2 separate regions of the Homo sapiens genome follow, and region 1 is linked to region 2. Evidence: chromatin contacts called from ENCODE Hi-C or POLR2A ChIA-PET data. All regions are on one chromosome and are shown on one strand. The core of a region is the stretch at or near the end of the contact, and the rest is flanking DNA. Distances in the headings are between cores, read along the strand shown.

The links. Hi-C counts contacts between places; a loop is a spot of excess contacts on that map. ChIA-PET counts read pairs that join two places held with the same protein, here RNA polymerase II (POLR2A). Pooled maps may share reads with other maps.
Region 1: a loop to region 2 is called in a pooled map, with 1.9 times the contacts of the local background. The contact joins the enhancer-like site here to the promoter of B9D1 in region 2. A Hi-C loop is called at or near these places in 1 of 50 pooled maps. POLR2A ChIA-PET finds 5 or more read pairs at or near these places in 3 of 52 experiments (Caco-2, H1 and WTC11).

Annotation. Positions count from the first base shown.
Region 1 is chr17:19,576,942-19,581,201 of GRCh38, reverse strand. SLC47A1 (solute carrier family 47 member 1) reads right to left here. Exons shown (of 17, transcript NM_018242.3): 17 at 2,168-3,875. The coding sequence ends at 3,649. It also overlaps the pseudogene SLC47A1P1. Among named protein-coding and RNA genes, the nearest start is that of SNORA59B, 22 kb to the right of the region's middle. Within about 2 kb of position 1,306, at least 5 of the 41 ENCODE cell types and tissues checked have a DNase peak (open chromatin) inside an H3K27ac peak, as active enhancers do.
Region 2 is chr17:19,361,380-19,366,039 of GRCh38, reverse strand. B9D1 (B9 domain containing 1) reads left to right here and starts at 3,317. Exons shown (of 7, transcript NM_015681.6): 1 at 3,317-3,533. The coding sequence starts at 3,471. LOC105371573 (a long non-coding RNA gene) reads right to left here and starts at 3,263. Exons shown (of 3, transcript XR_934302.4): 1 at 2,869-3,263; 2 at 2,530-2,560. RefSeq lists enhancers at 2,848-2,917, 2,474-3,258, 3,718-3,857 and a silencer at 3,408-3,677.

The DNA.
Region 1 (4,260 bases), core at 57-2,556, 220 kb before region 2:
AAATTACCTAAAAGTCTCCTGATTTAATTTCATAATAGAAAAAAGTGCAGTTATTTCAGTTTTACACTTTTCTAAGTATTGACACGAGCTCCTTCCAAATCTAATCAGGTAATGGTAAGCCACAGGTCAGTCCCAGACCTGTAAAGGAAGATGCATAAGACATGATACAATTCAAACTGATTTTTTTTTCTTTCCTTTTTTTTTTTTTTTTTTTTTTGAGACGGAGTCTCCTTCTGTTACCCAGGCGGGAGTGCAGTGGCACAATTCCGGCTCACTGCAACCTCAGGCCCCTGGGTTCAAGCGGTTCTCGTGCCTCAGCCTCCCAAGTAGCTGGGATTACAGGCCCGTGCCACCACACCCGGCTAATTTTTGTATTTTTAGTAGAGACGGCGTTTTCCCATGTTGGCCAGGCTGGTCTCAAACTCCTGACCTCAGGTGATCCGCCTACCTCGGCCTCCCAAAGTGCTGGCTGGGATTACAGGCGTTAGCCACCGCGCCCCGCCCTGTGTGTTTGTTTTTGAGACAGGGTCTTGCTCTGTTGCCAAGGCCGGGGTGCAGTGGTGCGGTCTCAGCTCACTGCAGCCTCGATCTGCTGGGCTTAAGCGATCCTCCTGCTTCAGTCTCCCGAGTAGCTGGGACCATAGGCGGTGCCACCACGCTGGGATAATTTTTGTATTTTTAGTAGAGACGGGGGTCTTGCTATGCTGCCCAGGCTGGTCTCGAACTCCTGAGCTCAAGCGATCCTCCCACCTGGGCCTCCCAAAGCGCTGGGATTACAGTCGTGAGCCACAGCGCCTGGGGACACCGCTCAAATCCTAACCCTTGGCCGCCCGTCGGCTCCTACAGGGGCGAAATCAGGCACCCACCGTGACGGCGAGCGTGACAGCGTCCGGCTCGACCTTGCCCAGATGTCCACAGAAGATGGAGCTGACGAGGCTGATTATAAAGATCATCAACTGCGCAAGAAACTGCGGAGGCGCGGAAAGCAAGGCGCGTTCACAGCCGCCCTCCCTCCTGGAAGCCCGCGCCCACCCCTGCGCGGCGGCCGCTCCGGAGGCGTCGGGCTGGGCGTGAGGACGCCGCACTCACCACTGGGCCCGCGAGCGCCGCCAGCTCAGCCGCCTCCCCCCGCAGGTCCGGGGGCAGCGCACCCCGCAGGCCCCACAAGCCGTCACGCCATCCGAGGGCCCGGAGCCGCTATGGGGGCCGGTCCTTGGCGGCGGCGGGGAGCTCGGCGGGGACCGGGGCGTCGGCGGCCGCAGGGGCCTCCATGCGGAGGCTGGGAGCGGCTGGCGGCGGCGCGGGCGCGGGACCGCAGCGCGGTGTGGGGGTGAGGGGGGCGACCCGATCCCACCCAGCCCCGCCCCTCCCCGTCCCGGACCCGCTCCAGACGCCCAGGGCAATGGTCGCCGCCCGCAGAACTCTGGGGGAGGGCACCGGGAGGGCCCTTGGGGGCTTATGAAGGGGGCTCGGGGAAGGGGTCCCTGCGTGAGAGGACCCCTCGTGTGCTTTTGGATGACACGGGTTTTTATCAGGAGAGTTTGTAGGTCAGGTTGGAAGAGCAAAATGCCTAGAGGGTGGGCAGACAGGACTGAGCTGGTGATTCCATCCTCCCGCGGAGCACAGGGCTGGCGCTTTCTGGCATGCTTCTGGCCTGGGCTTGCTGCGGGTTCAGTGTTTCCGGGAGAGGAGGGGTCCTGCCTCGCAGGGACCCCAGCCTCCCTGCTCCTGGCGGCCCGGGGTGGCCTCCTGGCCGCGGCTATTTGTGGCTGGTGGTTGAAAGAACCTCCTCTTATCCCCAGGGGGTCCCTGCCCTACCTGGCAAGGGGAAGGGCAGGGAGTCCTGTGCGAGGGGAATGGAGACAGGGTTCGAGGGTTCCTGACGAGGAGCTGGGGAGGGGCCTCTGTGGTGTCTGCCCCCTGCCCCCAGGCCCAACCCCGAGGGCCACAGTGCAAGCCTTTACCTGCCTTCCTGGAGAATGGGCCTCGTGGCCCCAAGAACAAGGCACTGAGGGTAGAGATACCTTAAGGTGGCCCCAACCAAAATCAGCAGTTGGGTGTTTTTTACTCAAAGTAGGTAACTTTTCTGATTTTGTTATTTCAGGAAAAGGCCATGCCTAGAGCATTATATCCATCCTAGCACTAAGTCAAAAATGTAGAGGCAAAATCTCTATTTAATGTTTTATTTTGGAAGAAAGAATTGCATGTTCAGGGCATCCATGTAGACCAGTTGGTCCTCGGTATGTCGGAACAACACAGAGAAGGCTGGAGGTTTTATCAAAAGAAATGTCAGTATTGCTCTTTGAGAAAGTTTATTGGCACCAGGAAGGGTGTTGGGAGCTGGCAAGCTACAACTGGTGAGCAACCGGGCAGGCAAAATTATTCCTAGAGCTTCAGCAAGTTCTCTCAGCAGTTATGGACAAAGCTGGTCCCAGCTTACAGCACGCAGTTTCACCAGCTGGATGTGCAGAGAATTACATTACTAGATTAATGTTATGTGCCTGAGGTGCTTTTATCCCTGGCTTCTTGACTTTTGATTGGGTGTGATAAGAATGACTTAATTTGGTGTAATCCACTTTCACAGCACTGAGCATACTTAGTATGTACTGAGGGTTGCTGAATTAACGGTGTGTACCGCACCCCAGGAAGGCTTAATGAAGTAGGATTACTGCTTAAGCTAAGACCTTTATTAAAATTTTGTCCTCTGGCCAGTCGTGGTGGCTCATGCCTATAATCCCAACACTTTGGGAGGGCAAGGTGGAAGGATTGCTTGATCCCAGGAATTCAAGACCAGCCTGGGAAACAAAGGGTAGACCCTGGTATAAAAAATTAGCTAGGCGTGGTGGCACACGCCTGTGGTCTCAGCTACTCAGGAGGCTGAGGTGGGAGGATCACTTGAGCCCAGGAGGTTGAGGCTGCAGTACGTCACGCACACACCCCTACCAGGAATTATCAGTCTTTGTTTGGATTTCCACAGCTCGAAAGATTTCCCAACTGTTTTTCAGTGTCCACAGTGCCTAGATCTAGACCTCAAATGAAGATTAACAAATGCCAGCTGGGCATGGTGGCATACCCCTGTAGTCTCAGCTACTCTGGTGGCTGACACAGGAGGATTGCTTGAAGCCCAAGAGTTCGAGGCTGCAGTGAGCTATGATCGCACCACCGCACTCCAGCCTGCATGACAGAGCAAGACTTCCGTCTATTAAAAAAAAAATTAAAACAAAAACAAATACCATTTGCCCAGTGAATAGTAATCTAAGGCCCAAGGAAAGATATACTGTAAAATATATTTTACATAATTCAAGCAGTATGAATTCTTAAGCAGTTAGTTTATGGGTTTGTGTCTAAAAAAATAGCAGAAGTATCAAAGCCATTGGCCAATGCAGTCAGCACATTGATCCTTGCTTGGTTCAGATAGTGGTGAATTACTACTCATGTCATCTTTCAGACAGTGTCTTGGGCCACAATATAGCTTTTAACCTTAGTTGCTTTTTCTTTTTATAGAAAAATGTGTCTTTGCATTTCCAGCCCTCAAAATCCATGGGCACACCTGAATGACATTAACTCACAGTAAATTGTCACTGGTGGGCCTGTGAATTGTGTGTAAGCTCAAAAGCATCACTTGACCTGACTTTCTTTCCTACCACGTCACTGAATTCTGACATAGAATCTCACTAAAATCCCCACCAGCAAGATTAAGAAGACCCCCAGGAGCAGAAGCCCTCGCCGCAGCACCAGCTGTTTCCTGGACAATTTAGCGCCGTCCTGTGGATGTTCCGGCAAAGGTTCTTCTTGGCGCATCTGCTGATCTGACTGAGGCTCGCCTGTCTTTCCAACATCGTTCGTTAAAATTCCTTCAAGGTTTTCAGGGCACCCTGGGAGGAAAAAGGAACTTAGCAGCTTAAAAGGGATTTTTTTTTTCATTTTTATAAAGGGCTATGTATAAAAGGAATATGTGCTAATAGTGGAGAGAAAGTTAATTCAGGACACTATTGCTACAGTGAATAAATAAAAGAAATCTTATCGCAGAGTGCCCCTCCACTCACTCCTTCACGAACACCGATGATCCTACCAGCGCTGGCTTGGGTGCTCCAGGGAGCACTCTCCCAGGAGCTAGAGAAATAAGGTAGCCCTCTCCATTAAAATTCACAGGGAAGCCGGGCGCGGTGGCTCATGCCTGTAATCCCAGCACTTTGGGAGGCTGAGGCAGGCAGATCACCTGAGGTTGGGAGTTAGAGACCAGCCTGACCAATATGGAGA
Region 2 (4,660 bases), core at 2,068-4,567:
GGGCTCTGAAGGCTACATAGGAGTTCTCTGGGCGGATAGGTAGGAGATGATGAGCTAGGTAGAAGGAACAGCATGTGCAAACCAGGAGGCATGAAAAAGCAGGAGCACCCCAGGAATGACTTCAGCAACAAGAATAGCTGCAATGTATACACCTACTATGTGCCCATAAACTTTTTAATTAAAAAAAAAAAAAGAATAGCTACAAATGTATGGAACTTTGACATATATTATCACATTTAATCCTCACAACAACCCCCTGGGTGTGATGAGGAAACCGAGGCTCCGAGAGGTTAAAGGACTTTCCCTGAGTCACATAGGATTCCACTGCAGGCAGTCTGATTTTGAGCTGGAGGGGTGAGGGGTGGAAGCTGGGCTGCAGAGATCGCAGGGCTGGATGGAAAGAGATGCATGGTAGACCTGCAAGGCCCTGGGACCCGGAGCTGAGCTCTGAGGCTTCAGTCTCCTGAGGTGCAGGGTCCAGGCTGGCTGAGGCCTCCAGCAAGAAGGGCCCAGACAAATGGCTTGGCCAGGCCAGCATCTTCCTGGACACCTGGTGCCGCTGTGAGGGGGCCCTCATCTCCCAAGAGTGGGTGCTCACAGGCGCCAACTGCTTTGACAGGTGGGTGCACAGCCAGGAGGGGTGGTGGAGAGGGGCTCCAGGAGGGTGGCCCCCAGCCTCTCCAGCTCTCCACCTCCCCTTCACCTCCTCTCTCCACAGTTGGCCTTGGTCCCACTTCAGTGTGACCTTGGGTCCAGATCGACTGCAGATGGACTCTTGTGAGATCAGGTTACCATGGGGGAGCTGCTCTTGTCCTCAGCAGGGCCCGAGGGCTCTGGGTTTGGTAGCCTGGTCCTGGCACAACTGGCAAGGGGCAAGGCCTCCGTCGCTCACCAGCGCTGTGCAGGCCGTCCCCCTGGCCACTCAATCCCACTGTTCCCTCTTCCTGAGACAGCTCTGCTGGGGCCAGGGGTTTGAACCCGATTTCAGTAAGGATGGGAGCAGAAGCCTGGGATGGTTGAGAGACTGGGGGAGGCAGATGGCCAGGGTGGAGCTTGGGACCCTGCAGGGGCTCTGGCCAGCTGCCCGGCAGCACCATGGCCATAGGCATGCAGGGAAGAGGGCTGGCGCTGACACCTGCTCTGCTCAAGCCAGCTTCCAGCCTCACCCCTGCCCAATGGCTGACAGCCCCGCCTGCCCAATGTGCTGGAAGCTTCCCTGAGGGGACTGCGTGGGAGTGTACCAGAGGACAGAGCTGTACTAAGAGTGAGGTGGGAGCGAGGAATGTCTAGGAGCCCAGGAAGGCATCTGGGGGTGGAGAGACTTGGCACAGGCACAGGCAGGGAAGCTCAGCAATATATGTTAACAACCAGCATGGCTGGACTGGTGCAGATCGGCTGGATGTCAGCTGGGCTGAGGGTCTGCCCCACCCCATTGCAGATCCCTACATCCCACCCCAAGAGCTGCAGAGTGTCCTGCTGAGATCGCTGTGTGTCAGCATCTGCAGAAACTACCTTCTCCTCCAACCTGACTGTCCTGACCTGAAGGACAGCCTGCCCAAGGACTTCTAGTACACCAGGCTCTCCACTGGGCCCTTGAACTGGTGGTAAGGATTCCAGCAGGCCCTATGCAAGCCCCTATGCAAGCCCCTGAGACCCCTCTCCTAAAGTCGCTTCTAATGCCACTAGACTTGTTAAAGTTAGGCCTGGTCACCCTCCCATCCTATCCTGGAGTCTTCCATTCCCCAACACCCAGGGGTCGGGCTTATTTGTACCCCTGAAGGCCACCCTAGAACTTCCCACCCCTTGGGGAGACTCCCCCATTATGTCCTATTTGAATGTGGGGCCACCTTTGGTATAGCCAGGTCTTAAACTACTGGGAGCCCCCAGTTATTCGATAACTACAAGCATTTTGCTGAAAACTAACTTGTGTGCAACACCGAGCCTCAAAGGCCAAAGGGAGGAAATAATTGGGTGAGACTGATAGAATGTGTGGGAGAAAGCACTTTAACTGGAAAGAGATGGACAGAGCGGGGGAAGAAGGGAGTATGACCCCCTCTCCAGGAGGGGAAATGGGCCCTGTCTTGGGCTCTGGGTGCAGCACTTGGGCCACCAGCCCACCCATCCCCTCCCCCAGCTGCTCTTGTCAGATGTGTGAACTGGTTACCCGCTGCCTCCCTCCCCTGATCAAATATCTTTGCTCACTAGGCAGGGGGTGGTTCAGTGGGTGCAGGCTGGGCTGAGACTGCTCCTTCCCTCCCTCGTGCAGATGGTTGATGGGACTCCCCTAGTCTGCTCCCAAGCTAGAAGCTGCAGAATGTGATGACCTGGGGTCCCTGCTCGGAGCCTGGCCTCCCGGGAGTCTACACACCTGTGAATCCCTTCATTTCCTGGATCCAAGATAATGTCTCCAACGTCTCCTTTGACACCTCTGCCAACAGATGCTGTTGGGGCTGGCCCAGGACAAGACAGAGGCAGTGAGGGTTGTTAGCCTCTGGAGTCCTGGGTTTGAATCCTGACTTAGCTACTTACCTGCCTTTGCCATCTGAATCTGTTTCCTCCTCTGTAAAATGGAGATGTCTTCAATTATTCATTTATCAACAAGTTAGTAGTTACCAAGTGCTTACTCTGTGACAGGCCACTAAGATACAAGACTGTATCTTGACAGATTCGTGGATTTTGGCTAGCAACTCCCCTGAGCGCTGGCTGATTGGGGTGCCAGGCGCCGCCCGCTGCGGGCCTCAGTTTCCCCAGCTTCGAACTAAAGAGCGATGGCTTGGATGTAAGGATTCTTGAGGTCCCTCCCAAGTTTGTTTAATAAACTTTTTCGAGGGCAAGCGTCTCCAAGCCACAGGGGCGCATCCTTTTCACCTGCTTGGACGCTGCTTGGCCCCAGCTGGGGAGGCTCCTCCGAGCACCCGGCATTCCAGAGTTAGCCCCGACAGCTGTGGTCACGTCGCCCGTGCTCTGCAGCGCCTCCCTCCGCGTCCTCGCGGTGGGGCCACAGCGACATCTAGTGGCTGAATGTATTTTAAACACTCGGCTTGCTGAGGGCGTGAGTCGGAGCGCTGCTCCCCAGGACTCAGCTCTCATTCGCCTCTGCGCTTCGGCGGGGACGGGGAGCCGGGCCGAGTCAGAGTGAACACACACTCCCTGCGCGTGCAACTGAGTCGAGCGGTAGGGCTGGCTTTACCCGACAGGTCAACGCTCCCGCCCCAGCTCTCGGTCATACCTGCCCTAAGGAGGGGTGGAGCCTCGGCGTGGATCCCCGCCCCTTGTGCCCCGCCCCCTTATAACGGCGCCCGTTCACTGCGCCTGCGCATGCCACACGCGCACTCGCGTGGCCTTCGCGAAGGTGTCGCTGCCAAGAAACGTGTCCTGCGCGCTACGCCGTCTGTTTCTAGGGCAACGCCGGCGTCTCTTAGCAACCGCGCGCGGCCTAGGTGGGTCCCCCCGGCACCCCCAGACCTGCCATGGCGACCGCGAGTCCTAGCGTCTTTCTACTCATGGTCAACGGGCAGGTGGAGAGCGCCCAGGTGAGCGGCCGTGGACCCCGCCGGGGCCCGCCCCCCAGCGTCCCCCGGGGCCCTTCCCGCAACCCCCCGGGCTGCCCTGTGGCCCCCGGAGAGCCACGTCATTCCTCTGAGCCTCTCGGTTAGGCGGGGGAGGGGAGCCAGCATTGGAGAGCTTGGCGCGAGGTTGCCCGGATCCTGAGTCCCGATGTGCAGGAATAGAAGCAGACCTCGAGATGTTGAGCTAGTACCGAGGTCACACTCGGGCAAGCCTGTGGGCCCTCGCACGGGTCATGCCCACTTGCTTGGATCACTGGCAGGAGCCTCCTGGGGTTAACGCGAGGAGCCGAGGCTTGGCCGAGTTTCCAGCATTTGCGCTGTGTCCCGTGTGGAGTTACTGTCCCGCGTTCTGAATCCCCAGATCCTTGAACTCGGGTTCGAATCCAACCATCCAACAATGGTGGTGGCCTGGAATTGACCCAAGGAAGGTGTGCCTGCTAGGCCCGAGGGACGCTATTCCCCATCCCCCTACACTTTAGAGGAATCATTTATTGTAAATATAAACCAACGCTCACCAAGTCCTCAATATGTCCCAAAGTCGGTGCTCCGCACTGGTCCACCCTTACAGCCTTACCAGATAGGCACTACTAACACCCCCATTTTACAGCTGGGGAAATATACCAAAGGAACTGGCCTGTCTGGGAATTGAACCCACGCCTATCTGACCTCAAAGCTTCACTACACTGTCCTTCCAGGCTGTTGGAGGTGGTGTTTATTATTATTTTATAATATTATTGTGAGGATTGACTGAGACGGTTTGGGTAAGGCTCTGACAGGGCCTGATGCTTTGTAGGTGTCTCCTGCCTTCCTATTTCATCAGGGATACTACTCCATGCTCCCACCCTGTCCGCCTCTGCCTTAGCCTAGTGCCTAAGACCGTCTTTCCCCACTCTCCTGTCCTTTCCTATTAGGGGCTCTCGGCTGGGCTGAGTCACATGTGTCTGTGCTCTCAGCATCAGCGACCCCCCCGCCACACACACACTGACAGTCACACTGTTCCTCCCTGCTCTGCTCTCAGCACCTCCCTCTTTTCAGGGCCTCAGCTCCAGCCTTGCATATGATGGCTTCCTGGGTTCTCAGACCTTTCACTT